5 separate regions of the Mus musculus genome follow, and all the other regions are linked to region 4. Evidence: chromatin loops called from intact Hi-C (ENCODE). Cell type or tissue: heart. All regions are shown on one strand. Links, peaks and the distances in the headings refer to the core of each region. The heading gives the core; the rest is flanking DNA.

Region 1 (6,155 bases), core at 653-5,652, 91 kb after region 4:
AAAATAAAATTACAAGGAGAAGGAAGACATAGGTCCCCTTACAATCTGACCCCTTAAAGAGTGACTTCCATCCTCCGGCTTCCTCTGGTGGTTCTGATCCTGGCTCAGACGTTCTTACCACCTGGCTCTTCTCTGCAGGCCTCCCAAGACCAAGTTCTTCTTCACTATCATTCCACAGCCCATCTTCCTGAGCCCAGGCATAACGCTCACACTTCCCATTGTCTTCCGACCTCTAGAAGCGGTAAGGTCAGCCCAACAAGCAATGCAGTGTGGGGGAGGGCAAAAGATCCGAGACCTCAGAATGGGAGGACGGTTTGAACAGCGGGGATTTCCACACACACCGGTACATCCTGTGTTTGGGAAGCAGAAGCAAGCTGATCTCTCTGAGTTTAATGCCATCCTGGTCTGCATAACTGCATCCTGGTTTGTAGTCAAGGCTACAAAGTGAGATCCTGTCTCAGAAAAATAACCAAACAAACAAACAAAAAATAAATTAAAAAAAAAATCTACAGCTTAGGAAGACCCTCCCTTGATCTTGTTCAATAAAAGGCTGTTTCCTATTGGGCATGGGGTCAGAAGGGCTGTAATTATCACCAGAAAGCTCTTGATTCGTTAGGCACTTACTCTCTGCAAGGTTCCTCAGAATGTTTCTTGTAAAACTTTCTGTCTTTGAAGCTCATTATATTGAGTTATAGCCTCACGATGCCCAGGTTATCCTGGAACTTCTAGGCTCAAGGGAATCCTCCTGCCTCAGGTTCTTGAGCAGCTGCAATCACAGGGGTATGCTGTTGAATCTGGCTCCTCAGAATTCCTTGTTTCCCACAAAAGTGGCTTTTTTCCCCTCAGGGGCCATAAGCATTCATGAAATTCTGATATGGTCAGTCTTCCTGCTAGGGATTCATTGGAGGGGTGGCTTAGCAGAAGTGGAATGTCCTGACTCTTACCTGAACACCACTCACTGGTAACTGTCTCTTCCTCTACCTCCTGTCCTGCAGAAGGAATACACAGACCAGTTGTGGTTTGAAAAAGAAGAGGGGGTGTTCTGTGTGACCCTGAAGGCCACCTTGCCTTGCTACAAGCTAGACTGCCCATCATCTCTGCAACTGCCCATGTGTGCCCTTGGGGACACAGTGGAGACTTGGTTCTGTCTGAACAATGTGGGGTGAGAAGGTCCTGAAGTAGAGAGAGCAGTCCCCGGGGGTGGGGGAGGGGGGAGGAGAACTGTAGTGAGCAGGGGAGACAGGCTCCTGCCAGCAGAACCCCAAGACCTGACCTACTCCCTCACTCTTAGGGACCTGCCCACCTTCTTCACCTGGGAAGTCCCAGCCCCATTTCAGATACTACCCACTACGGGGTTACTGGAGCCAGGCCTGGGTTGTAAGATCAAAGTGACCTTTGAGCCCCTCATAGCTGTCATCCATGAAGTTGAGGCATTGTGCTGGTACGGAAAGGGAAACAAACAGAAGAACAGCATTAACATACAGGCTGCAGGTAAGCCTGCCCTCCCACCAGAGACCCTCCTCAGCCCTCCCTGAGCTTTAGATCTCAGGGCCCCCACCCCCCACAGGTCCCCACCTGCCTATCACTCTTCCACCAGCCCTAGGCTTTATCTTCTATAAATCACAGACTATCCCTCCCAGTGGTAGAGGCAGGGGTGGGGACACACGATACACGGTCTTGTAGGGACTGTTCAGCTGGGGCTATAGAGGCCCTGATAGGTTCTCCCTAAGACAGTCCCCCTTCTCTGCCCCAGCTAAATGTGCACAGCTGCTGGTGAGCATAAAGCACAAGGGGCTAGAGGACCAGGATCAGGAAGGCTTCCAGAAGGTGGTACACTTCGGCTATGTCTCCGTGGGCTCCGTCGCAGAGCGGCAAATCAGGCTGTATAACCCATCTGCGGTGTGCATGCACTGGGAAAGGATAAGCAAATGGGAATGGGCAAGGCTCAGGGACCCCAAGCCTGGGTATACTCCCCCTTCCTCCCCATTCCCAGGGTTCATGTGTCCTGTAGCCCACTGAGTGTTCTGACCCCCAGGCCTTAGGCTAGCTCTCATACTACCTTTGGGAGAAGTAAAAGATGTCCGCCCCGCCCCTCGCCCCCCCCACCCCCCGCTCTGGGCAGCCTTGAGATGGGACACACGCGTGGCCAGCCTGGATACCACCTGTCCCTGATCCCTCATGTGGCTTCCTCAGTATGATGCACAGGCCGCCCAAATCTGGGACTAGAACCTTTCCTTCCCCTAACCCCTGGCTCTACAGGTTAACGCCCCCTTCAAGATAGAAATGGCCGAACACGTGCTGACCAAAGACCCGAGCTTCTCATGTTCCACAAGCCAAGGCATTGTGCCCCCGGGGGAGAAGAAATGCCTGTCACTGTTCTTTCACCCCAAGACTTTGGACAGCAGAGCCATCGACTACTTCTCCATCATACCTTCTGGCTGTGCCACCAAAACTTTGCTCCAGGTTGTTGGTTTCTGTAGAGGTAATGGTCGTCCCAGGATGTCACGCTCCCCAGAACTCGAGTGTCCCACTAGGGAGTCATTCCCTTGAGCGCTTTGTCCACTCCTGGTCCCTGGGCCTGGGTGTCTGCTGTCCCCTGGTGGCCATTGTGGGAAAGCACTGTGGATACCTGGTGATCCCATCTTTCCATACAGTAATGATGGAACTGAGTTTTGCAGGGCTCCAGGGAGCACTCCATCCAAGCGGTGGGACTTCCTATGAGATATCTTTTGAGGCTGGCACCCTCCAGCCCACCCAAAGGGCAAGGATCTCTCACAGGGACCCCTTTCCTCTGCCTAGGTCCCGATGCAGTGCTGCAGCACTCCTGTGTCAACTTCCACTGGGTCAAGCTCGGGGAACGCCGGGAACAGACTCTGTGGATTGAGAACCAGTCAGACTGCCAGGCTCACTTCCAGTTTGATATTGACTGCCAGGAGAGTGTCTTCAGCATCAGGCCTGCCTTTGGAACCCTGGCAGGCAAGACTCGTATGACCCTGCACTGTGCCTACCAGCCCACTCACCCTATCATCAGTTTCCGGAGGGTGGCTTGTCTCATCCATCACCAGGTGAGTGATGGAGAAGGGACCAAGATGTGGGGAGGAGGCCCTGAGACTAGGAGATGAAGGCAAGGCTTGGTGGGCACCCTCCTCCTTGCGGAACCTCTAAGGGATCTGACTGGGTCATCTGCCCCTGTAGAGCCTCTGCCATGGTTTAGGGACAGAGCATGACCAGGGTGCATGAAAAGCTCACTGGTCCGGGTGGGTGTGCCAAGTTCTCCCCCACTGCCCTCGGGCCATTGGCTCTGCTGCTTCTGATGTCACTGCTGCCAGTCAGTGACGTCACCTCACTCGGGCATGCGCAGGAGGCGAGACCTCTGAAGCTAGAACCCAAGCCCAGCCCCCATGGGCATGTGATGTACAGTACCTGGACATGGCAACAAAAATGGAGGCTGGAATGTAGCCTAGGATCCCCCATCAACTGGGCTCTGGGCTTAACCCCTCTACCTGGGGAAAAGGCTCTTTTGCCCGGTTCTCATAAGTGCAGCATGGGCTCTGGGAGGCCTTGGAGCAAAGAGACAAAGCAGATGTGGTTTTCTGCCATTCTACACTGGCAGGGTGGGGCTAAATGCCGGGTATGATAGGCTTCTGTTTGTCACCAGTCAGCAGGAGAATGCCTGGGAATCATGGGTAGTGCAAGAAGAGCAAGCAATAGCTGAGCATCCTAGCTACAGGTCCAGGCTGCTCTCCCCTTGACTTGCCCTGGGATACCACAACTTTCTGCTCAGCTAGCAGGCAGCTCTCAGGATGTTGCCCTGACCACCATCCTTCAGCCTCTGCTCCCTAACTCTCCTCTGTCCAGCCCCCCACTTCCTCTTGCCTCACCACCTACCCTGGGTTCTGTCTTGCATGGACAAATGTCACAGGACCCACTGTTTCTGGACCTGATTGGGACCTGCCATTCAGACAGCATCAAGCCAGCCATCCTGACACCTCAGCACCTCACTTGGTACCGAACACACCTGGCTCGGGGCCTGACCCTCTACCCTCCTGACATTCTGGCTGCCATGCTAAAGGAGAAAAAGCTGGAACGGGACGAGGATGGGGCCCTCATATTGCCCATTGAGGTATGTGAGATGCCAGACATCCCAGCCCCACACAGGCGGGCTGATCTCTCCAGGATCCCCGACCCTCCCTTGCAAGTCACTGAGTAGGCCCGTGCCCTACACTACTGTAGCTGGGGATGACCCGCATGGAACACTTGAAGCACTTGAGAGGAGGGAGCCGAAGAGAGTCAGCAGCAAGAAGAATGACATTTGAACCCTGTCCCAGTCTCTCCCTATGCAGGAACTGGAGGACCTGCCAGACCAAAAGTACCCCAATATCCCTCCCATGACGGAGTACTTTTTTGACGGCACCAGGGACCTGGCCATCTTTCCCCCAGCTGTCTGTCTAGAGCCCATTGATGTGGACTTTGGTGCCTGTCCTGGGCCTGAAGCCCCCAACCCTGTTCCTTTATGCCTGAGGAACTATACCAAAGGCAAGATCACCGTGGTCTGGACTGGCAGATCTGACTGCCCTTTCTGGGTGACCCCAGTCACTAGTGACGTGCCCCCACTCAAGTCCATAGCCCTGCGCCTGTACTTCCAGCCGTCCTCTCCCAACTGCCTCTATGCTGTGGAGCTAGAAGCCTTCGCCGTTTATAAGGTGTGTGCATACAGACTGAAACAACTGTGGAAGCTAAGTCTCTCCCTAGAGCCTGAAGGGCAGAGTCTGGCCACAAGGATGACCCGTGGCTGAAGGGCATTTCCTAACTGCTTCTATTTTTTCTTTGGCTGGACAGTGCCCTCTTCTGGTTTTATCCTCCCAGGCTCATGGTCTGACTTGGCTCTCCTGAGTCTCACTTCTGTGTGGTCTTCCCCCTTGCCTCCCCCCAGGGAAGAACTCAGCTGGGATCAAACCCTTTGGAAAAACTTAGTGCCTAGGGAGGAGCCCTCTGGGGGGTGTCAGGTAGGGGTCCCTGGTCACTAGGCCTTAAAGAAGGTACCCAAAGCAAAAACATTGTTTTTATTTTGTAGTTTGTAGGGTTTTTTTGTTTTCTGTATTTGTTTTTGTTTTTGTTTTTGTTTTGTTTTGTTTTGCTTTTCAAGACAGGGTTTCTTTCACTATACAGCCAGGGTTGGCCTCAACTCCTTGCAATCTCCTTGCTTCAGCCTCCCATTTCTGAGACTACAGATACAAACTCACAACTTGCTGCTCAAAGCATGGTTGTGGGGTTTTGGTTTTGTTTTGTTTAGAGAAGTTCTTGTCTAGTGTATGCTAGTTTTGAATTTGTTGCATAGCCAAGGACAAACTTGAACTCCTGGTCTTTATGCCTTCATTTCCTGAGTACTGAAATCGCAGGGATGGACTGCCACCCTCAATTAATTTGGTGCTAAGGTCCAAACCTAGGGCTTGATGTATATTAGGCAAGAACTCTACCAACTTAACTATACTCTTGGTGTTCTCTCTCTCTCTCTCTCTCTCTCTCTCTCTCTTCCTCCTCCCTCCCCCTCTTTCTTTCTCTTCTTTCTCTTCTTTCTTTCTTTCTTTCTTTCTTTCTTTCTTTCTTTCTTTCTTTCTTCCCTTCTTGCTTGCTTTCTTGCTTTCCTTTCTTTCAAGACAGGGTCTCACTGTGTAGCCTGGAACTCCCTACGTAGACCATGATATATGCCACTATGTCCACTCAGACATAGATTCTACTCAGAGTAGAATCTTTGACTGTCCCATTCTCATATATTAGCAGGGCTATGGGAGACAGGTAGGAATGTGATGCTAACTTCTGCTGGCCAGTTCTGAGTACAGCAGATTGTGGGTTCTAGACCTGTGCTGATCCATAAGGCAGGCAGGCAGGCACCGGCCAGTCATATGTGACCAGTGAGCACCTGAAATACAGTGGTCCAAGTAGAGAAAATGTGCTGTGAGTATAAAATACACCCAAATTTCAAAGGCTGACTATGGAAATAGTGTAAAACATCTCACTAATAGCCTCTCCAGTGATTGCATGCTGAAGTGACTGGAGTCTGGAACTATTGAGTCAAATAAAATAGATGATTGATATTTCATTCTTTAAAGAATGTGGCCACTGAAACATTTAAAATTGCATTTTCAGCCAGAGTC
Region 2 (6,155 bases), core at 465-5,464, 68 kb after region 4:
GTTGCCAGGGCCAGGGTGGGGCACCAGGTTATGAATGACCTCCAGCTTTCGGGTTTGCTTCTCCGCAGGGGACACCGTAGGCGGTTGTGCGGTCCGGCCACTACCCCCCTCTTGCGTCCGGCTGCGACGTGGGTTGCGGTCTCCGTGGGGGTGGCATCTCCTGTCCAGGAGATTTGCGCCTGGTGGGGCTCCCAGGAGCCGCAAGGAACGGGAAGGAGAGACCAGGGTGGGGTGAGGCCCGTCAGGAGGACAATCGCAGGCAGCGCAGGGGGCGCAAAGGGCAGCGGGCGGGTGGACGCGCGGCTGAGGAGCGCGCGGGACAGGGCTGGCTAGCCTTGGGGCCGCCCGCCGGAGGGGGAGGAGGCTGTGCTGCCCTTGCTGCAGGTTCGCTGTCGAGCGCGCAGGAGGCAGGGACATGGATAGGGTGCGGTCTGCGCGGGTCCCGAGCCCGGATCTCTTCCATTTCCCCTCTCACTCGACCCCGGGCTGCGCCGCAGACGGCAGCAGCTCCCGCTCTGCCCGAGCCGCCTGACCGCCGGGCCGGGGTGCTAACCGCGGGTCCCTTCAGTCCGCCGGCCGGGCCAGCCCAGCCCAGCCCGCCGGCCCTCAGCCCCGCCGCCCGCCGCCCCCCGCCGTCGCCGCGTTGCCAAAACAAACGGGCCGGCCTATTTATTGGCGGCCGGCGAGCCGGGCAGCTCAGAGTCGAGGCGCCGAGGGGGACAGCACGCCGCCACCAGCCAGGGCCCCGGGCCCCCGCCCCGCACCTGAGTCCCGTCGGCCTTGAGCCGCGTCGCGCTGCCCATGGCGCCCCCGCATGGAGTCCCCAAGAGCCACCCAGACGCCTGAGTCCCCGAAGCTGTCCCAGCCACGCGCCCACCTATCAGCCCACCAGGCGCCCTCGCCCGCTGCTCTCCCGGGCTACCCGGCCATGTCTCCCGCCTGGCTCCGGCCCCGACTGCGGTTCTGTCTGTTCCTGCTGCTGCTGCTTCTGGTGCCGGCGGCGCGGGGCTGCGGGCCGGGCCGGGTGGTGGGCAGCCGCCGGAGGCCGCCTCGCAAGCTCGTGCCTCTTGCCTACAAGCAGTTCAGCCCCAACGTGCCGGAGAAGACCCTGGGCGCCAGCGGGCGCTACGAAGGCAAGATCGCGCGCAGCTCTGAGCGCTTCAAAGAGCTCACCCCCAACTACAATCCCGACATCATCTTCAAGGACGAGGAGAACACGGGTGCCGACCGCCTCATGACCCAGGTGAGCGCGATCGGTCCTCCCAGCGCGCCATCGAAGCATCGCCACCTGCCCGGCCCTATCCTCTCTTCTAGCACCTTTTTTCTCGACTGCCTGGCACGCCCCCTGGCACCTGCCCTTCTTGTGAATCCCGGGTGTCTTTCTGCCCAAGATGGGCTGGCCAAGGAACCCCGCGGGAGTGTTAGCATCCGGGATCCCGCCCGGTGTCTTTGAGAGGAGCTTTCTGCCGCTGCCAAGCCCCGCAGGTTGGCGGGCGGCCCCTCTGCCCGCGAGTGCTGGCAGCTCAGGTCAAATCTGGAACTTGAAGGTACCTGGACCTGGCTGCCTCTTGTGCCTCCGGGAACCACGAAATCCCTCTCGGCCTAACATTTCTCACAGCCCAGCCCTGGTCATTACGAAGCCGTTTGGCATCCCTGAGGCGAAGAAGCTCAGGACACCGGGGACCCCGTGGCCTTCCCTTCCCTTGTGCCCTTGGTTAGCTGCGCTGCCCTCTCCTGGAGCAGCGACTTGGCTGGTTCTGGGCTTAAGGAATAGCAGGGGAAAGAAAGTCGAATGTGGAGACAGAGGTAGGAAAGGGAACCAGCCGAGGGAGCCCACGTGTCTGTCGCGAGGGCTGAGCGGCGCGGTTGCGGTTAAAGGGTGGGGTGCTGGAGCCTTCAGGCTCTGAGACCAAGCTTGGGGAATCCTTGAGCTTGGTAGCACGGACAAGAAAGATTGGAAATAGGAGTAGGGATGCCTAGGAAGGCAGGGAGCAGAGCTGACACTAACTTATCTCTGCATGCACGGAGCAGGACCCAACTCCACCAGACATCAAGGACACACACTTCTTTCTCCGAAGTCTGGTGTGCCTTGGGAAAGATACACACCCCTTTCCGCTAGGGTCTATCGGCTCTTCCCCTGTTAGAAGACTGCCTTTAGGAAGAGCAGCTTAACCACGGCCTTCAGCATGCGCCCTGGCGCCGGGGCCGGCCGGCCGATGTCGGGGCCGAAGGTTGGCCGGTGGCCGGGCCGGGCTGGGCGCCGAGGAATGCAGATAAGGATCCGGGCCACAGGCTGGGCAATCATTGACAGCGAGGGCCCAGGCTCTGTACCCGAAGGAGGGGGTAGAGGGGAAGAGTCAGGCGGCAGCTGGCTAGTGAGGTTTAAGAACTCGATCACAGGGATCTAGAAGGAGCTACCAGAACCGAGCTACACCCCCGGGCGGTGGGGGTGAGGGCAGTGAGCACCCTCAAGCCAGGCTGCACAGTATGGATTTAGTCACTGTTGGCTCTTGAGGTTAAGTCCAAGGGTCTGTAAGGGCCTAGGCTCTGTGGGGGCAGAGGTAGGTTGATAGATACTTGGCGGGATCTCACACCTTACCTAGGTGTTAAAGACTAGTGGAGGGCTCCTTCCTCGTAGGTGGAAACTCCACCCCCTTCCTTCAGTCAAGTGCACGGTCCCTTGGGCAAAGGACAGGGATTCATGAATAGGCAGCCACTGATGATCCCCCTAGGGTGTCGCTGTTCAAGGAAGATCCAAGGATTCAGGGCCAGTTTCTTGAGATCATAGGCTCGGTTATTTCTCCATCCTTTCCTAAATAGGGACACTACACCCTGGTGGAGGTGGGAGAGTTTACAGGTCCCTTCTAGGGGGTCTCCCTGTGTCCAAGTCAGAGAGGAGGGGGACTGGCTCTCTGCCTGAGGTGTCTCCAGCTAAGCATAGGCAGGTGTGGGTTCAAAAGAAGGTTCCAACGGGAACGTTTCGTGTCACTTGCTGGCGGAATCTAAGAAGAACTAGAAATTTCTACCAACCCTCACCCCCACCCCCAGATCCGGGCCGCTGTTGGGTCTGCACCTGCCGTACTGGCAGGGCTCGGTGTCTGGTGGCCTCAGCTCTGAGGCTGCGGTGACACCTACTGGGCACCTTTGGCCTTGCATGCCCAGCAGGCCAGCCCGCAGGCTGTTAAAATTTCCTCCCTCGTGACAGACAACCCACCTTGATGCCTAGGTAAAACCGAGCAACCGGGCCCTGGAAAAGCATAGCTACCCTTGTGGCGAATCCAAACGCCAAGCAAGTGACAGGGAGCCAAGTGGATCTCCACAGACTGGAGAAGAGTCCCCTGAGAGTTCATGACTCCATGCGTCCTCCAGATCCGTGGCGCCACTGTGTGGCCTAGGTCCCTGGGGACTCAAAGCTGCTAGACTGGGAGAACACATTTAGAGTCCTCTACTCCTAAGGGAAAAGGGCAGAGGTCCTTCCAAGTTTTCCAAGTCCCATGAGTGCTGTCGAATCTTCTGTCACCTGCTCCCCACCGGGTGGCTTCCTTTCCCTAACTTCGAACTTCGTTCCCCTCCACAGCGCTGCAAGGACCGTCTGAACTCACTGGCCATCTCTGTCATGAACCAGTGGCCTGGTGTGAAACTGCGGGTGACCGAAGGCTGGGATGAAGATGGCCATCACTCAGAGGAGTCTTTACACTATGAGGGCCGCGCGGTGGATATCACCACCTCAGACCGTGACCGAAATAAGTATGGACTGCTGGCGCGCTTAGCAGTGGAGGCCGGCTTCGACTGGGTGTATTACGAGTCCAAGGCCCACGTGCATTGCTCTGTCAAGTCTGGTGAGCCGCTGCTGCCGGGGGGCTGGGCCCGGGGCCGGGGCCGCAGGGAGTGGGCAGGCAGCGCAAAGCCCGCTAGGGCCAAGGAGAAGATGGCCTCCGGGGGATGGAGGCGGGGACCCGAGGGAAGAGGATTTCCGAGGCGGCGGCGGCGGCGGCGGCGGCAGCGCTCCCTGCAGCTGCTTTGGACTGCTTGCTCCTCCCATGTCCGGTAGTGTCCCGGCAGGAGCCTAGAGAGACAGGGCCTATTTCCCGAACCACTGAGTGCTGACCTGGTGGTCCACAGCCCAGAGACTGCCACAGGAAGTGCAAGACAGAACAAGTTGAAGAGATGAAGGAAGCCAGGTTGGCAGGCACCACTGTCCCCGATCCAGGCCCATGCAGAACAAGGCATGATGGGGCTAGGGGCCAGAGTGTGTCTAGACATCAGAGTGCCCGACCAGAAGCCTAGAGTTTCAGAATCTACCACGCAAATGCAGGTCAGGCCTCCCAGAGGGGCGCAGGCGTCCCCAATCTCCTCCCCAGAGCCCCAAAGCTGGACATTTTGGAGGTAAATGGACTCAATAAAGTGGATTTTTCCCAGATTGGCCGCCTTGTTGATCAGAACTGGCAGGCACTGGAGCCTTGCCCCTCATCCCCAGTCTCACCAGTGTCCCTGTCACTTACACTTAACCCACTCACAAATGCTTCACATGGTTCTGTGGGTCCCACTCGACTGCACACCCCCTCTACATAGGACTATATAGTAGTTGCACTCAAAGACTGGCACACTAGACTTTTTTGGGGGGGTATTTTTGATTCCCCCGGGTTTCACAAGGGTGATCCTACCTACTACCCCCACCCACAACCTGACCCTTCCAACTGTGTGTACCTAAAATCATACCCACTTCATCTATAAACACCGGTCCAAAGGTCAGCTCGCCAAGTGGCCCATCCTGTTCATTACTCCTGACTCCAAACGCTGACCTCCATTCCACCATCTGACGCCACTATGTCCGCCCCCGCCCCCCCCCCCCCCCGCATAAGGGACCAACATATGAACTGAAAATGATGGGCTTTGTCCTTGTCGTTGCCCCACCCCCTGAGCACTCGATCTGGGGATGCTTCAGGAGCCTGTTTTTTCCACGGGTCAGCTCTGTCACAGTCCTTAGAATGCCACTCTGGGAGGGCCATTTCTTGGAGGTATTTGATCAAGTGGTAGAACAGACCCTAGCAAAGCTAAGCCAGCTTCTCTATTTCCACAAGGCTCTCTTGGGTTCAGGTCACAGTAGCAGCTTTGCTGACCTCCAGCCTCTGGAATTCACGACAGAATCTAGTGGGGACATCATCTGGTGCTCCAGCCCCTGTGTGTTCCTCTCAGTGGCTAGGGTTTGGGCTAGAGAGAAGAAGGGCAGAGGATCAAGCTATGGGTTGGTGGTGGGTTATCAAAGAGTGGGGTATAGTGATGGGGGGTATCTGAAAGCAAGAGAAGCTCTCCTGGGTTAGGGTACTAGGGGCGGGACACTGTGTCTGAGAGTAAGCATCCAGCAGTAACACCTTCATGTCCCTTCTACCTACAGAGCATTCGGCCGCTGCCAAGACAGGTGGCTGCTTTCCTGCCGGAGCCCAGGTGCGCCTAGAGAACGGGGAGCGTGTGGCCCTGTCAGCTGTAAAGCCAGGAGACCGGGTGCTGGCCATGGGGGAGGATGGGACCCCCACCTTCAGTGATGTGCTTATTTTCCTGGACCGCGAGCCAAACCGGCTGAGAGCTTTCCAGGTCATCGAGACTCAGGATCCTCCGCGTCGGCTGGCGCTCACGCCTGCCCACCTGCTCTTCATTGCGGACAATCATACAGAACCAGCAGCCCACTTCCGGGCCACATTTGCCAGCCATGTGCAACCAGGCCAATATGTGCTGGTATCAGGGGTACCAGGCCTCCAGCCTGCTCGGGTGGCAGCTGTCTCCACCCACGTGGCCCTTGGGTCCTATGCTCCTCTCACAAGGCATGGGACACTTGTGGTGGAGGATGTGGTGGCCTCCTGCTTTGCAGCTGTGGCTGACCACCATCTGGCTCAGTTGGCCTTCTGGCCCCTGCGACTGTTTCCCAGTTTGGCATGGGGCAGCTGGACCCCAAGTGAGGGTGTTCACTGGTACCCTCAGATGCTCTACCGCCTGGGGCGTCTCTTGCTAGAAGAGAGCACCTTCCATCCACTGGGCATGTCTGGGGCAGGAAGCTGAAGGGACTCTAACCACTGCCCTCCTGGAACTGCTGTGCTGGATCCAAAGGCCTCCTCACCAGGAAGGCTCTGGCCCTGGAAGGCACCTGGCCTGAGGTTGTC
Region 3 (6,155 bases), core at 498-5,497, 140 kb after region 4:
AATAGGGAGGAGGTGAGTCTGTTTTATTCTAGAGAGGAATGCGGGGGGGGGGGGCAGTTTGTCTGCTTAAGGCTTCAAAACAGGAAAGTGTGAGTTCTGGGTCACTCACCCCCCTACACACACACACCCCTTGCCTGCATATGACACTTGGCCACTATCAGTTACCCTGAGATCTGTAGGAAAACCAGCCAGGAATCCAGCACAATCCTTTTGCAATCCTACCTCTTTCTTCGGGATTGCCCACCACCACCCTCCCCGGCAGAGTTCTGGCATCTTCCACTGCAGCACAGAGATCAGCGCACCTGGAGGTGGGGAGGATGGGAGCCTCTGAGAGTTGGTCTCTTTTCTCAGTACACGGAGCTTCTCTCTGTTCTTCTTGTCTGGCATATAGTGCTTCTTCAAGCTGGGCCTGTTTTACTGTATGCCTTTGGGTGGTAGGGACTGTTTACTGCTCGTATAGGTGGGGCCAAGGACCTTCATCTACGTGCATAACTGACCATTCTGTCTGGATCTCTGGACAGGACCTCAGCTGGTTGGGCAGTTCAACCTCCTGCACCCGGCTGGCTTGTACCGCACCGCTGTGCAGTCTTTGCCTTAAATAAAGGAGACTGGTCAGGGGGGTAGGAGGGTCTGGTGTCTGGTCCTTACCTAGGAAAAGCCCAGCTCCGCCACCGCTTCTCCACAGAAGAGACAAGGTTTCTCCACATGCAAACAACCACAAAACAATGTGCCCCAGGTCCTTCAAAATGAAAGCCTTTTCCGTTGTACTCTGCTGGTCTACACTGGTTGACTAGCTGCTTTCTGCTACACACAAGGACGCAGCCAGACGTTCCCTTACCCTCTCCGAAGTGGGTTGCTACTGGTTTGGATTGTTTTCTTGCTTCCCCTCCACCCCCACCCCTCCCTAGTTCCAACCTGCCCCAGTCCGTGGCTAACTGCTCCCGTTCCCCACAGGCAGCGGGCAGATCCAGTTGTGGCAGTTTCTCCTGGAGCTGCTGGCAGATCGCGCGAACGCCGGTTGCATCGCGTGGGAGGGCGGCCACGGCGAGTTCAAGCTCACCGACCCGGACGAGGTGGCGCGGCGCTGGGGCGAGCGCAAGAGCAAGCCTAACATGAACTACGACAAGCTAAGTCGCGCGCTGCGCTACTACTACGACAAAAACATCATGAGCAAGGTGCACGGCAAGCGCTACGCCTACCGCTTTGACTTCCAGGGCCTGGCGCAGGCTTGCCAGCCACCACCCGCGCACGCCCACGCCGCTGCGGCCGCCGCCGCCGCCGCTGCGGCCGCCCAGGACGGCGCCCTCTACAAGCTCCCGGCCGGCCTGGCCCCGCTGCCCTTCCCGGGCCTATCCAAACTCAACTTGATGGCAGCTTCGGCGGGCGTTGCGCCCGCTGGTTTCTCCTACTGGCCTGGCCCGAACGCCACCGCCGCTGCCGCCGCCACCGCCGCGCTCTACCCCACCCCGGGCTTGCAGCCCCCTCCCGGGCCCTTCGGCGCAGTGGCGGCAGCTTCGCACTTGGGGGGTCATTATCACTAGACGGGGACGGCCGGGTACAGCGGGGCCTCTCTCACATGGCCCAGTGACCAATCCCATCCTCATCCTCGGAGGAGCCCCGAAGCTTTCCCCGACGTTCCTTTAACACAGATTTCATTGCAGCAGCCGCGCCCAGCCCAGGGAAGAAAGGATGGGAAACCCCCGAGGTCTTCCTTGAACATCAGGCTTCCAGGCCCCGTTATCTTCGCCCCAGGAAGGGTGCATGGGCTCCCACTTTAATTTTTCTCTTCCAAGTCTCCAGATTCTGGAACTCCCGTGTCTTTTTCTTTTCTCACTTGCACCCCTGCACCTCGTTATGACCCCTATTTTTCTGGGATTTTCTTGGTCCTCATTTTCTGACTCTCTCCCACAACCCACTCCAAAAGGTAGTACCTCAAGGCTTCTCGCACTCCCCTATTTCCTCGGGATATGAGAAGCCTCGATAAACATCTCTGCCGTTCCCCATCCCTATATCAACACTCTGGCTTCCCTTTCTCCCATATCACACTCTGGCCCAAGGACCCCAGCCTGTATATATCCCTTTCAGCCCCATTAAAGCTCCCAAGCGCCCTACTGCCTCCTCTGTCCGTTCATTGCTGCACCAGGGCCCCTTCAGGGAGAGTAGAAGGTTAAAGGCTCAGGCAGGCAGAGCAAAAGGCCTCCAAGTGTGAGGGCAAGCAAGCGTGGGGTGGCCTGGAGTGAGGAGGACCCAGTGGGTGAGATCCTGAGAGGGTGCCTCTCTCACCCTCACCCCATCCCATTTCACTCCAACTTTCAATCCAACAAGTACTCGCCTTCCTCCATCTCGCCATTCTGCCATCTCCTCGCAGCATCGCATCCAACAACCCGTGACCTTTTCCTCCATTCCATCCGAAACTTCTTGCATCAGCCACTCTCCATTTTATCCTAATTTAATACTTTTCCCCGCCTCCACTCCCTGCTTCGTGCCATTCTCCCAAGACCACCTCTCACTTTCCTTCACAAATCTCCTGCTGGCTCCCAGTAGCTATGGCTCTGATCCTCCCTGTTAGATAGATGCCTCTGCTCTTTAAAGGCTTTCTCGGACTGCGTTTGGCGACTGGTCCACTCTTTTCCCGCTAGTGGTGCGCGCCCTCTGCTGGTCCGAGAGAGGATAGGCCGGTCTATGGCTAAATCTAGGGAAGATTTGATGGAAGGCCATTAGGTGCTTTACCTACTAAGACAAAAGGACCAGGGCCGGGTTGCCTCCACATTTCCTTTGCGCTTCAGAGTGAGGGGTAAAAGGAGGGACCCAGACCTTTCATCCTGAATCCAGCCTTGTGAGGTCTGGGAAGTGGGTCAAGTGATCTTTCTGAGGCGTCAGGGCTCACCATTCAGAGGCACTTGTAATCCTTATCTCTGTTTTCTTTTCTAAAAACCTGCTGTCTGGGAAGCGACCTTAGATGTCTCCCCTCATAAGAAAACTTTCAGGGGCTGGTGAGATGGCTCAGTGGGTAAGAGCACCCGACTGCTCTTCCGAAGGTCCAGAGTTCAAATCCCAGCAACCACATGGTGGCTCACAACCATCCGTAACGAGATCTGACTCCCTCTTCTGGAGTGTCTGAAGACAGCTACAGTGTACTTACATATAATAAATAAATCTTTAAAAAAAAAAAGAAAAAAAAAAGAAAACTTTCAGGAGGATAGTTGTAGGTATTTCCAGAACAAAGTCATTTGTGGGAGAATGCCTTGATATCTTGGTCCTCTGTCAGGCAAGCAGGAGATTTCCGTGTCCTTGGCAGAATGGAGAAATGAAGGTGGAAGCCTGGGTAGTTAGAGTTTGGAGTGAGTGTGGGTGAGCATCCTTTCCCAGATCGCCTATGAACCACCCAGGCCCAGTGTTATTCACTCACTAACTCCTCCTCTCCCCTTCCCCTTCCCCTTCCCCTTCCCCTTCCCCTTCCTCCTCCTCCTCCTCCTCCTCCTCCTCCTCCTCCTCCTCCTCCTTCTGGTTTCTAAATATTACACACTGTAGGGAACCCAGTCAGGCATGGTGGTACACACCTGTGATCTTAACACTGAGAACTAAGAAGCAGGGGGAGCCAGACTCCGAGGTCAACTTGGGCGAAAAGCAAGACCCTGCCTCAAGAAACAAAACAAACAAACAAAAACTTGAAAAGCCTCCATCAGATATTTGTTAGATAGAAGGTGTGGTGAGGCTGGGAGCAGGGAGAGAAATCACTGTGCCTCATGCACGGGCTTTACTTGTTCCCTCTGTCTAATGACCTTCTTTTTTTCGATGCCATTTTATTTGTTTTTGTTTTATGACATAGAGTTTTTCTGTGTAGCTTTGCCTGTCCTAGAACTAGCTCTGATATCAGGCTGACCTTAAACTCACCTGCCTCTACCTCCTGAGTACTAGGGCTAAAGGCATGCACCATCACCCACTGCATTTTCTATGACACTTTTTCTTTAAAGATTTATTCATTTTATTTTATGTGTATAAGTGTTTTGCCTTCATGTGTACATGCACACCACACTAGGGCCTGGTGCCTGAAAAGGTCAGGAGAAGGTGCTGGGTTCCCCTGGAACTAGAGTTATGGGTGATTATGAGCTACCATGTGGGTGCAGGTAACTGAAGCCTGGTCCTCTTCAAGAGCAACAAGTGCTTGTAGCTGCTGCACTGCCTCTCCAGCCCCTATCCATGGCATTTAACACTCAGAGCACTCTGCCTTTCAGGCAAAGCTGTGCTCCATGTCATGTCCTCTAGAGCTCTTGAGATGGAGAATGGACCCATATAGTCCAGACAGTGCGTGAGCCAGGGGCAGTCTGGCCTGCTAGAGGCTTAAGCCTTGTAGAGGGCATTGGAGGGACACCATGATTACAGCCCTGTTTACAGAGACAGAGCTCACCAGAGGAGACCAAGGCAGGATGGAGAAATCTGAGCTGCCAAGAATTTCCTGGCAAAGGTTGTGGTCCCGTTCTTAGATATTTTTAATGCATCTTTAAAGATGTATTGATTTTATGTGCACTGTTGCTTTGTCTGCGTGTCTGTGTGAGGGTGTCAGATCCTGAAAGGTCGGATCCTGGAGTTATACACAGTTGTGAGCTGCAATGTGGGTGCTGGGAACTGAACCAGGTCTACTGGAAGAGCAGCAAGTGCTCTTAACCCATCTCCCCAGGCCCCTGTACTTAGATCTTTATATGAAATGAGACAGAACCCAAGTCACAGAAAGGTTGGGGCTAGTAGAGGCTGTGTACAAAGTAGTTGTGTCTTAGAAAACACGTGAAATGCAGGAAAACTGCATTGACAGGGAAATGGCATTTAGGATGAAGAAAGGGATCCACTCTCTGGAGCACGGAATTCCTCCTCCCCCATCCCCAGAATGACATGCTCCGTGTAGGTAAGCACTTCTAGAAGGGCAAAGGGAAGCCACACGGTGTGGTGAACCAGGAATTGAAGAGCAAGAACTCTGGAGAGACAATGGCAATACCTCTGCAGTCTGGGAAATCACCTGGGGTGTGAGAAGTGTCCTCACTTATCCAGAGAACAGTCCCCAGGGAGAGGACCCGCATGAAGATGGTTGAGAACATTGCTGGGCATGTGCTCTGAAGTTGCAGCAGAGCTGATGGTACTCGGAGCTAAGGAAGAACCCCAGGCATGGCACATGTCAAATCCTTTTGGGAATAGTTGAGAGTGGGGAAGGGTAGGCCTGGTGGCTTCTCTAACCTTGGTGTCCTTGAAGTCCCTGTAAGCTGTTGAAGAAGGGATTTCAGTCAGTCATTACATAATAGCTGAAAGATGGTCAGCTAACTGATCTCACTTATGAAATCTCATTTTTATATCCATCCAACTCTGTTGTTTTCTGTTCTTCTATCAGTCTGGGAGATTGATACAGACTGGGAACAGTTACAGTCGTGGCGTGTCAATGAACTTGCCGCGTGATCCTCTGATACATCTCACCTTACAAAAAGTCAGAGGCCAAGCCACGGATCTGCAAAGTGTTCTGTGGAACCTTGGGGGTCACATGGATTCTCTCTCTCTCTCTCTCTCTCTCTCTCTCTCTCTCTCTCAAGCACTTGTTTGAGCTGATCATAGATTAGTCCAGCCTCAGCATCTTAGAAAACTCTGTCACTTTCCCTAGCTCAGCTCATCTCTGGCAGTTCCCCTGCTGCCATGACTATCTTGAGGCCACTGGTTTTTGTTTGTTTGTTTGTTTGTTTTTGTTTTTGTGTTTTTTTGTTCTGTTCTGTTCTGTTCTGTTCTGTTCTGTTCTGTTTTCCGAGACAGGGTTTCTCTGTGCAGCCCTGGCTGTCCTGGAACTCACTCTGTAGACCAGACTGGCCTCGAACTCAGAAATCGACCGGCTTCTGCCTCCCGAGTGATGGAATTAAAGGCATGCTCCACCACGCCCGGTTGAGGCCACTGGTTTTTGTTTGTTTGGTTGGTTGGTTGGTTTTGGTTTTGGTTTTTCCAGACGGGGTTTCTCTGTATAGCCTTGGCTGTCCCGGAACTTACTCTGTAGACCAGGCTGACCTTGAACTCAGAAATCTACCTGTCTCTGTCTCCCAAGTGCTGGGATTAAAGGCGTGCACCACCCAGCTGAGGCCACTGTTATACTCAGGCCCCAATGAAGACATAGTCTCCCATTGCTGGAA
Region 4 (6,155 bases), core at 676-5,675:
TAGGAAGGTTGAGAACCACTAATAAGGAAGGCTCACTTGAGGACTCTCCTGGCTTCCCTGTTTGTTAGCTTTGGCTGCTGCCTTTGTCAGGGCTTCCCTTCTCCTCAGAGCTGTTTGAGTAGCTTGTAAGTGTGTATGCTGGGGTGGGGATAGTCTGCTGTTCTCCCCAACTGGTGTTTTAGTTTTGTTTTGTTTTTTTTTTTTCTCTTGAAAAATTTAACTTAATTTGTCCAACTGTGGTCTGTTCTTTGGTTCAGTTTGGGAGCTTAGCATCAGTGTTAGCTATGGTAGCGATGTGTGAATCTCAGGAAGCTCACAAGAAGTGGCGGCCAGATGCAAGGCAGGAGGATTTGGAGCTCACAGCCATCCTCCGTAGCCAGCTGAGGCTACCCTCAGACATGCACACGTGTAATCCAGTACTCAGCAAGCCAAGACAAAAAGACAGTTGCAAGTTCAAGGCCAGCCTGGGCTACAGTAAAAGGCAACATTTTTTGTTTGTTTGTTTGTTTCATTTTTAAGACAAGAAAACAAGTCTGTTGCCTTTGGATTTTTCTGGGGTGTGTGCGTGTGCGTGTGTGTGTGCGTGTGTTTGAAACAGGGCCTCATGTAGCCCATATTGGTCTCAAACTCACTAGATTAGCTTTGGATTCTTGATCTTTCTGTCTCCAACTCCTAAGTCCTGAGATTATAGGCATGAGATTCTGCCTAAAAAATATAAACAAACAACAGCAACAACAAAATTCAAACCAAAAGCCCAAATCACCCAACTAAACAAACACAAAACCTGAGGTGACAGTACAGCTAAAGAAAGGATAGCACAAGGGCCCAGGCCACCCTCCTATCGTATTTAGTATTAATTGGCTCTTGGAATTTTGGTGTCAAGCATGAACAACTCATTGGGCCTTAGTTTTCCCATAAGGAAACCAGAACAATAATAAATGGATTATACTCCTAGGCATTCCACTCATGATAGTTCAAAAAGAGATAAACATAATAATAAACATTGATGATGATAATGAAGAAGAAGAAGGAGGAGGAGGAGGAAGAGGATGAGGAAGAGAAGAAGGAGAAGAAGGAGAAAAGAAGAAGGAGGAGGAGGGAGAAGAACAAGGAAGAGGAGAAGAAGAAGGAGAAAAGAAGAAGAAGAAGAAGTAGTAGTAGTAGTAGTAGTAGTAGTAGTAGTAGTAGTAGTAGTAGTAGTAGTAGTAGTTGAAGTAGAGACAGTGTTTTACTTGATAGGACTATTACCAGAAGCTTTTGGAACACCTTTTTGAGAATTCAAGGTGCCCTTTTGAATGACCAATGTATCAGTCTCACTTGGGAAAACTAGGGAGCTAGGTTAGGAGAGGACGTGTGTATCCTACAATTCTATGGCTAACTTCCGTTCCCTTTATTTACCAGGTTATAGTAGGATCAGTTAAAAACCACTATCTGCTTCTAAAGGACCAGGGCTCGATTCTCAGCATCCACATGGCAGTTCATAACCATCTGTAACTCCAAAGGGGAAATTGATGCCCTTTTCTGGTCTCTGTGGGCACTGCATGTATGTGGTACACAGATATACATGCAGGCAAAACACCTATATACATATAATAAATTAATTAACTCTCCTTTATTCCATTTGATGGAGTCCTATATATATTTTTGTGATGACATTTGGAGAAGTCCTTTTATATAACTTAAGCAGTTAATCCTGGTTTGGAATAGATAGCATCTTGCTTCTTTCTCTCTTTTCTTTCTTTCCTTCCTTCCTTCCTTCCTTCCTTCCTTCCTTCCTCCCTTCCTTTTTTTTTTTTTTTTTTTTTTTGAGACAGGGTTTCTTTGTATAGTCCTGGCTGTCCTGGAACTCACTTTGTAGACCAGGCTGGCCTCAAACTCAGAAATCTGCCTGTCTCTGCCTCCCAAGTGCTGGGATTAAAGACGTGCGCCACCACCACCCAGCACCTCTTTTCTTTCCACAAAGGACCTTGAGACTGGAGGATGCTTGAGACTTGGATGCTGGCATATAGTCCTTAGAATTGGTTCAGTATTATGTTGTAGGGGAAACTCAGTCTTAGTCTTTAGAGACAAAACTTGCAAACCTCCCTCTTCCCTCCCCACAAACTAGCCTGATTGCCTGGAACTCATTTGTAGTTCAAACTCAGAGCAATCTTCCTGTCTCAGCCTTACAAGCGCTGGTATTATCCATCCAGTGCCCACACTCCCTAACTACCATCTCCTTCTATTTCTTCATTTTGTCTCTACAAAGTCTGTGTATGATTTTGACTTGATCTTTGTGGCTCACACAGGTATTCATTAAGATGGATGTAGAATTTCTACACCAAATTGAGTCAGTAGGTAAAAGATGTTAGAATGTACAAGATTATAGACCTTGTGTATCTTACTAACCTACCTACAGTTTATGTCTGGTCTGTGGTAGGTGCTACAGAGATATCTGGTAAATTGAATGAGCAGGTGTATTATCTGTGGCATAAACTGACTTCTTAGTGAACTTATTACATATCAGAGTGAGAGATATAGAATGATACAGCAGCATAAGCTATCTAAGTCACTGCTTGTGGAACACTGTTGCTGTTATAGAGTTAGATGAGAAGCACTTGATCAAGGCATCTAGGTGCAAATTAGAATATCTACTTAAAACCCAGAAAACCAAACTAATGTGCTGAAGACAGAATTTAAAATAGAATCTATTAGCTAGAAAAATGATTGTTGACTTCTCACTGTTCTCAAATGCACAAGACTCTTGGAAAAGGAACTTTGCAGACACTGGATATAGACACACAGTGAAACACTCCGGAGCAGCAGTTCTCAGCCTGTGGTCTCCACCCCTTCCAGGTGGCCAAATGACCCTTTCGCACCTGTCTCATATCAGATATCCCCTCTCTCTCTCTCTCTCTCTCTCTCTCTCTCTCTCTCTCTCTCTCTCTCTCTCTCTCTCTCTCTCTCTCTCTCTCTCTCTCTCTCTCTCTGTGTGTGTGTGTGTGTGTGTGTGTGTGTCCTGGCTGTCTTCAAACTCAGAGATTCACCTGTCTCTGCCTCCCAAGTACTGTGCTTAAATGTATGTGCCACCACTGCCACCACCACCACTACCACAAGGGGGCTTAGGTTATCAAATCTCCCCCATATCAGATGTTTACCTTATGATTTATAACAGTAGCAAAATTACAGTTATGAAGTAGAAAGAAAAATAATTTTATAGTTGGGGTCACCACCACAAGAGTAACTGTATAAAAGGTTGCAGTATTAGGAAGGTTAAGGACCACTGTTCTGGGTGAACCAGAAATCTTCCCAAGATAGCAGGCCGGGAAACCAGAGTAAATTTCTCCGTGGGTCTCCCTTTTATTAGAGGTTATTCAAGTGCTGTGTCCCTGAGTTGTATCGTGGTCCCATAAGTTATAGTTAATGTTCTCTTAAATTTTTTTTCCTTTAGCATTTGTGATGAATCAAGGCAGGCAAATATCAGGTTCATGCTGTCCACTCCCTAACAGGAGTAGACAGCAGGTGGCGCCAAAGCCTCGGATACTTGTGCTGCTGGGAACTGGAGCTGCAGAGAGGGAGGGATTCTCTTGAATTTCGGGTAGGGCGTTGGAGGACTGGTTGTCTGAATGTGGCTCAGATAAGAAATTCTTGTAGGCTTAGTGTCTTCTAGCTCCCCATCACCATTACACAGGTGTTCTATCTTGACAACCTACTTTGGCAAGAAGATTAATGGGAGGGATCCCCAAAAATTTGAGCAGATGAGCCTGGTCACTCCTGACTGTCTCTTCTGATCTATTTAGTAGCTGTCCTGTCCTCTCTGTGAATTTGTTTTGGGTTATTTTGTTTCTGGTACTGCTAACCATGTTGCTCTTTGATGGCTGAACTTCATCTGCGTCCCTGGTTTCTCTTTGTTATTATCCTTCTTTTTCCTTGAGAAAAGGTCTCACTATGTAGCTTAAGCTGTCCTCAAACTTGGTGTAGACTCACAGCAATCCTGCTGCAGCCTCCTAGGTGCTGGGAATACAGATGGGAACTGTCACACCTGACTTGATTCTATTTTGTGATGATTTTTCTTCTTGGCATACTTTGACTTAAGAGACTTCTTAAGGATACATTTTTTTTTTCTTTTTTTCCACTGTCCTCAACCCCAGTTTCTCCAGAGGCTGGGACTAAGTGAGGAAGAGATGCACACTGGCTCCTGGACAAATTGAAAGTGGAGGTGCAGTCGCCTGGGCTCTGATCAAACTCCCCAAGTCTGGTTCCTTAGCATCCCTGAGCTGCCCCAGACCTAGGTTGCCCCCAACTTTGATTGATTCCAACAGCCTAGTTGTTAGTTCCTTTCTAGCATTGTCCCTGAGACGCCCCTAATTTCCCCACTCCCTTGGCAAACCCGCCGGGCTGTCTCCAGCCTTCATTCCTGGAGCTTGTTCCTTGGGCCTCCCCCTTCCCTGAGGCGTGTTTAAGGGCTGGGCGGAGCTGGCCGCCTGAATCCCCTGTGGCTCCTTTGGTTCCTGGTTCTATATATATCCCTGTCCTTCTCTGCACAGGGTTTGATATGGCTTTATGGGCATTTCCATCCGCTTTACAGACACAGCTACCACAGAGGCCCGTTTCTCCCGAGAAACCTCAGCGGAGCCCGGCCTGTAGAGAACTCAGTCTGGTCGCTGAATCAAAGCTCTCTTCTCTTCCTGCCCTCCCCAGCCCTCCTGCCCTCCGCCTCCATCTCCTGGCTCCTTAACCCCAAGTGAACAACAGAACCCTGGGGGAGTGCTCCAACTCCTTGGCAGAGCATTTGGAGCCCCAGAGACTTGCAGAGAATTCCTTAGTGTCCATTCTCAGCCAAGTTAATTGGGGGAAGGTCTGACCCTGATTTCTAGCTTAGGCTCTGTGGTAAGAGGGCATTTTAGGGAAAGAGCAGATTCCAGCAGAGCTGGCAGGTTCTCTGGAGGCCTGTGATGAGAAAGTATAGCCTTTGACTCTGAAGCTGAGGGAGTGTTTGGGATATATGAGGAGACACAGGAGCAGATGTAGATTTTAGGTGTTCAATGTGGTGATATTACATTACTCAAGATAGTAGGGAAATCCAGGCCTGGGGAAACCACATCTGTAATCCCAGCATTTGGGAGGCAGAGGCAAGTGGAGCACCAGCTTAAGCTTATATACTGAGTTCCAGGTCAGTCTAGGCTACAGAGAGACTGTTTCAGAAAACAACAAACAAAGACAGTAAAACAGACACTACTAGGAAACTTCCTTTGGCTTATTCTGGGTTGGATCAATCAGTGGAATCTGGCTTTGAAAGGGAAAGTTTGCCCAGAATAAAGGAGAAATCTTGTTGAAAGTTTAACTTTGCGTTAGGAAGGAATAAGAACTGCTACCCCACCCCCATTTTTCAAATGCTTAACGTCCCAGATCACAATAGCTACTATTCTGTGTACCCATTGTATGCCAGGTACTTGGCTGTGACTCTGACCACTGTCACATTGGTATCTTTCAAAGTACAGAGAGTAAAACTGAGATTCAGGTGTGGTTTAGTCCTATGAAGGATCAACTCATCTGTGTGCAGCTGCTTCTTACTGTCTAGGTGGGCCCAGGCAAGAAGGCAGCTCACTGCTTGTGCTCAGAGGCCTTCATCCCTGGCTTAGACATCCATCCATTTGTGACTTTTGCTGTCCTGAGTAGCCTGGATAGGTATTTTCTTTCTCCTGTGGTGTTTGTTTACTGTTCTTTCGTGGGATTTCAGATTTCCATGATGGTGGAAGGCTTGTAAAATGAAAGGGTGGAAAAGGGTTACTGTGGCAGGAGCCAGTGCTGGGCCAGGTTGAGGCAGCAGCACAGACATCTTTTATAATGGTGTGTAGAGCTGGGAGGCTTATAAAGCCGATGCAGGCAGATAGGGGGATAAATCATGTGAGCAGTGGGCAGGGTGGTGAAGTCGAGGTTAGGAATTAACTTTGTGTTGGATGGAGCCCAGATTGTGGGATGGGAAGAGAGGCCTCTCCTCTTTTCCTCTCCTCAGCTCTGTTCTTTGCCTTTTCTTTCTGTCAGTCCTATTCACTTTAGGCTGTGACATGTTTGCCCTAGCCCTTCCTGTCCCTCCTCCAAGTTGCCTGAACTAAATCAACAAGGGATAGCGTACCCCAGAGCAAGGGGAGGGGCCGTGTGTTCCATGCTGCCTG
Region 5 (6,155 bases), core at 703-5,702, 52 kb after region 4:
TGATCTTTCTGATTTCAGGAGAGACTCAGGCATCAAGCAGCACCTCCCCTCGAGGAACTGATAACCAGCCAGAAGAGCCGGTCTCCCTCTCTTCCACCCTCTCAGAGCCTGAATATGAGCCTGTGGTGAGTCACACATGAGCAGCTTCCTGGGTGGCCGGCCGTCTGAGCACTGGAGATAACTTAGTAACCTCACAGCCATGGTCCCTGCAGTTGCTGCCTAGTTGACAGCACTTTGATAGGATAGAATGAGAGAGATTATTAGCTGATGCTAAACCGAAGAGCATCTTGCTTGCCCATAGACTCCTTGCTTTTCCTGCCACTCGGGCTGAATGATGGACCTTAACTCCCTTTTCACCTTCCTCGACTTCCAGTGATGGCCTGTGAGGGACACGCCCACTTAGACGCTCACAGCACTGCCTACAATAAATCTTAAAGCATGTCAGACACTTTAAGAAGGCTTCAACCAACCAGGAGCCAAGAGGTCTGTTTCAGAACAGAGTAACTGAGTTTCCTTTCCCTCCAGGCTGCTTCAGGCCCTATGCATAGAGCTCGGCTGGTGAAGTCCAAGAGGAAGAAGCCCAGGGGACTCTTCAGTTAACTCTCCATGTCTCAGCCACCACGAAGAGAGCAAAACCGCTTCCTAGCATCACCTGGAAGGAGCTTGCATGGCAGAGCATCCCTCAGAGGCCTGAGTTTGTGTTGACAGGCCACCTGGATGGGGACTTTACCAGGGGAAGCCTGACTCCAACTCACTGGCATTCCGGATATGAGTGACACCAGCTCCTTGCTTGGGTAGTGTTCTTTCTCTAGAACTAGCACCCTATGGCAAACTTAGGTACATGAAGCAAGTTTACAAAGAGGCGCATGCCCAGAACTCCTGGCTGCCTTTCACAGGGGTCTCTCTCTCTCAACACAGAATAAAGGATGCTCACACTCCTCGACTGTTGAGGTTACCTGTGATCTCTGGATCCCAGAATCCCCCTAGAACAGAACTGGGTGTCCCCTAGTCCTGTTGGGTCACATCTGAGCTATCAGCTCCATCCTACAGACGCTTCGTCAGCTTCTCTCATGAGGCTGAGGTCAGCCACAGTTAGAAGACTTGATCTTGAGAACTCTCTCCATGTTGGTACAAGACAGATTACATTTCTGTCAAGCTTGTGTGTGCTTTTTCTGTTTCCTCCCAAAGCACAGGGAATAGGCTAAACCATAATGTCAGGACAAATTACAAATGACTTCAAGTAGTAGGGCTAAAGTAAGGTCCCACAGATGGGGAAAAAAAGAAATTTGACATTTTTTTTTTGGTGTGTGTGTGTGTGTGTGTGTGTGTGTGTGTGTGTCTTTGTATGACTGTGTGTGTATACTGTGTTCGCCTGTCTATGGCTGTGTCCCTGTATGTCTGTCTTTAAACACATACCCACACATAACACCACCACTCTGGCTCAAGACAGTGGCCCAAGACACTCTGTGTAGCCCCAGCTGGCCTAGAACTCACTATGTAGACCAAGCTGGCCTAGGAACTCAGAGCTCAACCTCCTAGGTGCTGGGACTAAAGGCATGCACTGGTTTAAACTGTGTATAGGAGGATGACCTTGACCTCCTGGTCCTTCTGCTTACATTTAAGTGCTAGGATTACAAGTGTGTGTGCTACCACACATGGTTTATGCAGTGCTGGAGATCAGTCCTGTGCTTCCTGCATGCTAGGCACTCTACCAACTAGGCTACACCCACCCACATCCTCTGTCTTCACTCTACTTAAATAATGAAGTAAGTATAGCTAGGATGCTAGGGAACAGGAACCGACCCCAGAAGAATCCTACAACAAAACTGGCATCTTACAGTGTTTAGTAGAAAAAAGTATTAAGGCTAGGATGCCCCAAGAAGATTGCTATGAGTTCGAGGCCAGCCTGAGCTGCAGAGTAAGATAGTGTCTGAAAACAAGAGATGGTTGAGTGAGACAAGCAGAATCCAAAAATCACTCCTGGGCACCTAGGCTTGTCTGCACACAGACTCTTGGTCTTCTCTGCCATGACTTCTTGTGTAGTAAGACCATCTGAAACTTGACCTTGATAGCAGTGGGAAGTGAACTCAGGATTGCTGGGAACACTATGGTAGAGGGAGAGTCAGAGGCAGATGCAGAAACCACTTTGGTGTGCTTGCTTTGGAGGGCTTCCCCGTCTGTCTTCACCCTCTCCCCCTGAGACTGATGTCTCTGCCGGATGTCAGTTCATGGAGATAGGACCATACAAGCCATGCTAAAGTACTAATTATTACAACAGTAATAAGCCGGGCAGTGGTACCACACACCTTTAGTCCCAGCACTCAGGAGCAGAGGCAGATAGAACTCTGAGTTCAAGGCCAGCCCTGTCTACAGAGCCAGGGCTACACAGAGAAACCCTGTCTCAAAAAAAAAAAAAAAAAAAGGGTGTGTGTGGGGGAGCCACAGTAATAAATGACCAGCTTTCTTTGAGCAGTTTGTGTACCAAGTAGTCTGTCCATATGATCATCTCATCATATGATCATCAGCATCATCTGAAGATGGTACCAGTAACCCACTAGGAAACCTAGTCGTGAAATTATTGACTTATTAAATGTGATGCAGCTAGTAAGTGACAGCCCAGCTCGTTACAGCTTCTTAGGTGATTGACTAAAAATATTTCCAGGAAGATTTTTCTTCTTCTTGCAGTCTTCCACAGTCCACATCTCTTTCCTGGACCCTGCCTTCCAGCAGGATGGCTCTCCTCCATGCGGGCTCTCCGAGACGGGAGCCCCTGGCGATGCTGGGGCTTTCTGCTGGCCACACATTCCCCTGCTGCTGCTCACTTTGCTTTACCTTGGGGCAGGGCTGCAGCACCTCAGGGTGTGCCCTGTGGTAGACACTCACCACAGTGAAGCTCTGTGTCCTACCCTGGCTAATCCTTCTGCCCAAATCGCAGCCTCAAGCAGGCATTCTTAATTATGACTCCCCTAAAATTACAAGGAAAGTTCTCCAAACAACTTTGTTCATCTTCTCATGAGATTGTGGGACTCTATCAAAAGAGTATGCCTCGTCACCTTCCAGTCCACTGCTCCTGTGTTCTCAGAGGCTGCTCCTGCCTTGGGGGTATTGCTCAAATGCGTCGTTAGGGAAACATTACTGCCAGGAGCCCTGGCTCAGGCATCACTGAAGCCCTTACCCCTGAGCTGGGTGGTGTTTGAGAATCATTCATCCCAGGGCAACTCCAGGGAAATCCCGCTTTGACAAATTGGCCTAGCCAGGCTCTATTCCAGCCCTGCCCCCTGGCTTGGGCCCCTCCCTGAGGCCCCCAGCCTGGCCCAACCCCCATTCCCCATGCACATAAAAGGGTCGAATTCTCGTGGCTGCTCCATAAATTTTATTCCGTAAATATTAGTTTTCCCTGTGTTTAATAAAGCAGTGGCCCACCTCCCCGCCTACCCGCCCGCTCCCCGGGGCCGGGGCTGGGGCCAGGGCTGGCTGGTGGGAGAAGGGACTCTTTCAATTGCTTTGGAGTATTTTTAGAAAAAAAAATAATATAAGGTGGTTTACACGAGCAAGCCAGCAAGCCAGGAGCAGGGCTTGGGACCTCGAGGAAGTTCCTGCAACTGGACCTAAAAAGTAGAGAAACAGCGCCACCTAGGTCACGAGGCCTACTTGGCCATGCTGGTGATTCCCCCATGCTGTCAGCTAGGGACCAGCCAGCTAGCGCAGGTCACTCCTTGCTGAAGAGCTGGATAGTACTCCCTTACCTGGTGCCTTATGGAGTTTCCCAGCAGCCCTTCCAAGCAGAGACCAAACTGGGTTCTGGAAAAACCCACCAGGGCCATTCCTTTCTCTTGACACTAGGAGCTAGCCTCCTGGTCCAGGAGTGTTTCCAAGGGATAGTGATGTAACTGAGAAGGAAGAAACCACCTCATCTCCATCTTCCCTGGAATTCCTAGAGCTCAAGGTGACAGAGAGAGAGGTCTGTGCTTCTGTACTCTGGACTGGCTAGACCAAGATCTTTGCAGGTCGGCTGGCAAGGCTCATCCCAGGGCACCCGGAGAACACTCCTTGTTCATTTAAGGCTCCCTTAGCTCCCAATCCTTTATTACCACTACAGGTGGGAGCAGTCTGGAGAGTCTCGGGAGCCCCTGCTTATGCTGCAGAGATGGTGGAGATGGGAGGGACAGGGACGAAGAGTTGCACCTCTCCTACCCGGCTGTTGGTTCTCCATCATTCCTGATGTTGCCAGGGACAACTTCTTCTCTTCACTCACTCTGTCTTTTATTTTCTCCGACTCACAAAACTACAAAGATTTGCTCTACAGAGTTTAAGGGAAGCCTAACTCCTCTAATGACGTTGACCTGACATGAGCTAACCTCTGCTAACCCCGTCATTACTCATTAATGTACCCTATGCCAACAGGCATGTTTCTTGTGTGCTTTGGTTTCTGCTTTTCATATGAACGTTTCGAACTAGCTGGAAATGTCACCATGATGATGTTATGGTACTAAAGGCACAACTATGTTAACAGTCTTTTAAGCAATCAAAATGTATTTTTCTAGGTTCTTCTCTGAGTAATCTGTCTTTTGTAATAGTCTTTGGGATGGGAGGAGCCCGTTTCAAAGGAGCGAGGGACACAGTGTAAGGAAGCCATCAACCATAGTTACTCATCCCTGGTCCCTGGAAAAGTTGAAACAGATTATACTAGGCCCTTAGATACAGGAGAACACTCAGGCAGAGAAGGAAGTTACTGTTTTGGGGTGGCCCCTAGTTGCTGATCCCACGTATACTATATGGCACGCAAGATCAAGGCTGTTTGTTGAGTTTGGCGCCTTCCTTGGTCCACTTTCCTGGGCCTTCCTTGAGTGAATGAGAGGATTGAGTTGAGGCAGCCTGTCTGAGTGTGAGGGGTGGGGACCCCAGGGGATCCCTGTTAGAGAAGCTCTCAGAGCCCTTTTTAGGGAACACTTCCCCTCACAGGTACTATATGGCAGTCCTTTATGTACCTTCCCAGTTCTGTGGTTCCCACCTGGCACATGGGATGCCATTAGATGGTACCAAAGTACTCTACCGAATGCTTACTCTGTGTACTGGCTGGTAAGCCGCACACTCTCTGCTTTCCTTTCTGGATCCCAGCAGACCTCTGTTTGCTTCCCACACCCCTGGACCCCAGTGAGTGAGTGCTGGCCTCTGGGCACCCAACTCTCATGGACTTCTGAGAATCGGACCGACCTACCAGGGGAACCCGGAAGAGGCATTGGAAGAACTCCAGGGTGTGGGGAGCACACAGCCATTGACTCACCTGGGACGATTGTGCCAGGATTACTTGTCCTGCTGGGCCAAGGGCCAGTAGTTAAAGGAGCATGCAGTACACTCTACCTCCTTGAGCTTTGGGGCCCAAAAACAATGGCAGAGCTGTAACTGGGAGTGGGACTTGGGGGCTTCTGGGAGTCTCTTCTGAAATCTGGGTGTTATATTTACTTTTTCATATGGGCAGCTGGAAGGGGAAGCCCATCCCAGCTCAGCATTGTTGTCTAACATGGTTAATCAGATCCTATAATCCTGCTGTGGAAATATTGGGCCTCACTCAAAACAATAGAGACCAAGAATATTGTGGTTAAATTTCAACCAACTGCCTCCCTGGCCTGTTTGCCTAACCCCTACCTCCCTCTCTCGGGCCAGAGTCCTCCCAGCTTTATGGACCCCTGATAGGATCCACAGCCTGGTCAGAAATCGGTGACAGGAGAGGGGAGAATAGAGCAGGGGAGAGAGCAGGGGTTCTCTCTACTGCTGTTCCACCTGTCCTCTCCTCCCTCCCCAGGCCTTGCGTGGGGAACAGGGGTGATAGTGAGGTCAGAAACAAGCACTGCTTGGTACCATGGGTGGTAAGGAAATTCCATGTTCAAGACATGGTCAGGAAAGACCTCTGATATTATTGTTGTCACCTGATGCCTCCAGGGCACTGAGCAGTGCCAGTGGGTATGCATCACTCTTGGGAGGGATGGGAAGACACTGGTTGGAAGGCAGAGTGCTAATAACCCCAACAGAACAGCAACCTTAGTGCTAACAACCTGAAGGTCTGCTGAGGTGGTGCTCACGACAGCTTGAGTGTTTTCATGGTGGAGGCTAGCTCCGTTGTGTTGCTAGCTTTGATAGCTGTGAATTAAATGTAG

The links. Peaks named below come from ENCODE experiments on the same cell type or tissue, not always from the same donor. Only the 100,000 strongest peaks of a DNase experiment are listed, where the experiment ranks them.
Region 1: a loop joins it to region 4, with 7 times the contacts of the local background. A loop is called at or near these places in 8 of 42 quality-filtered maps.
Region 2: it touches region 4 in a loop (6-fold over the local background); 24 of 42 quality-filtered maps call a loop at or near these places.
Region 3: it touches region 4 in a loop (8-fold over the local background); 10 of 42 quality-filtered maps call a loop at or near these places.
Region 5: a loop joins it to region 4, with 8 times the contacts of the local background. A loop is called at or near these places in 19 of 42 quality-filtered maps.

What each region holds. Positions count from the first base shown.
Region 1 is chr1:74,923,341-74,929,495 of GRCm38, reverse strand. Cfap65 (cilia and flagella associated protein 65) reads left to right here. Exons shown (of 33, transcript NM_001039495.1): 4 at 139-241; 5 at 996-1,162; 6 at 1,292-1,491; 7 at 1,754-1,899; 8 at 2,260-2,482; 9 at 2,800-3,065; 10 at 3,923-4,123; 11 at 4,329-4,703. Among named protein-coding and RNA genes, the nearest start is that of Cfap65, 9.2 kb to the left of the region's middle. In heart, for the core only: CTCF peaks have their summits at 2,600 (motif pointing left) and 4,838 (motif pointing left); a DNase peak (open chromatin) is centred at 2,535; H3K27me3 peaks cover 4,289 bases.
Region 2 is chr1:74,945,988-74,952,142 of GRCm38, reverse strand. It overlaps Ihh (Indian hedgehog), which reads left to right and starts at 471. Exons shown (of 3, transcript NM_010544.3): 1 at 471-1,243; 2 at 3,578-3,839; 3 at 5,396-6,155. The coding sequence starts at 929. The coding sequence ends at 6,054. In heart, for the core only: a CTCF peak has its summit at 3,143 (motif pointing left); DNase peaks (open chromatin) are centred at 2,292, 3,242 and 4,042; H3K4me3 peaks cover 3,346 bases; H3K27ac peaks cover 495 bases; H3K27me3 peaks cover 5,000 bases.
Region 3 is chr1:74,877,462-74,883,616 of GRCm38, reverse strand. Fev (FEV transcription factor, ETS family member) reads left to right here. Exons shown (of 3, transcript NM_153111.2): 3 at 955-2,108. The coding sequence ends at 1,541. Gm16582 (predicted gene 16582) reads right to left here. Exons shown (of 4, transcript NR_151618.1): 4 at 3,664-5,252. Among named protein-coding and RNA genes, the nearest start is that of Fev, 4.9 kb to the left of the region's middle. In heart, for the core only: a CTCF peak has its summit at 2,657 (motif pointing left); a DNase peak (open chromatin) is centred at 2,636; H3K4me3 peaks cover 1,131 bases; H3K27me3 peaks cover 4,427 bases.
Region 4 is chr1:75,014,408-75,020,562 of GRCm38, reverse strand. All of the region lies in intron 6 of Nhej1 (non-homologous end joining factor 1), which reads left to right. Among named protein-coding and RNA genes, the nearest start is that of Ihh, 66 kb to the right of the region's middle. In heart, for the core only: a CTCF peak has its summit at 3,485 (motif pointing right); DNase peaks (open chromatin) are centred at 3,502 and 4,442; H3K4me3 peaks cover 682 bases; H3K27ac peaks cover 1,398 bases.
Region 5 is chr1:74,962,139-74,968,293 of GRCm38, reverse strand. It overlaps Nhej1 (non-homologous end joining factor 1), which reads left to right. Exons shown (of 9, transcript NM_029342.4): 8 at 19-125; 9 at 526-948. The coding sequence ends at 600. Among named protein-coding and RNA genes, the nearest start is that of Ihh, 14 kb to the right of the region's middle. In heart, for the core only: a CTCF peak has its summit at 3,631; a DNase peak (open chromatin) is centred at 3,633; H3K4me3 peaks cover 499 bases; H3K27ac peaks cover 569 bases; H3K27me3 peaks cover 1,548 bases.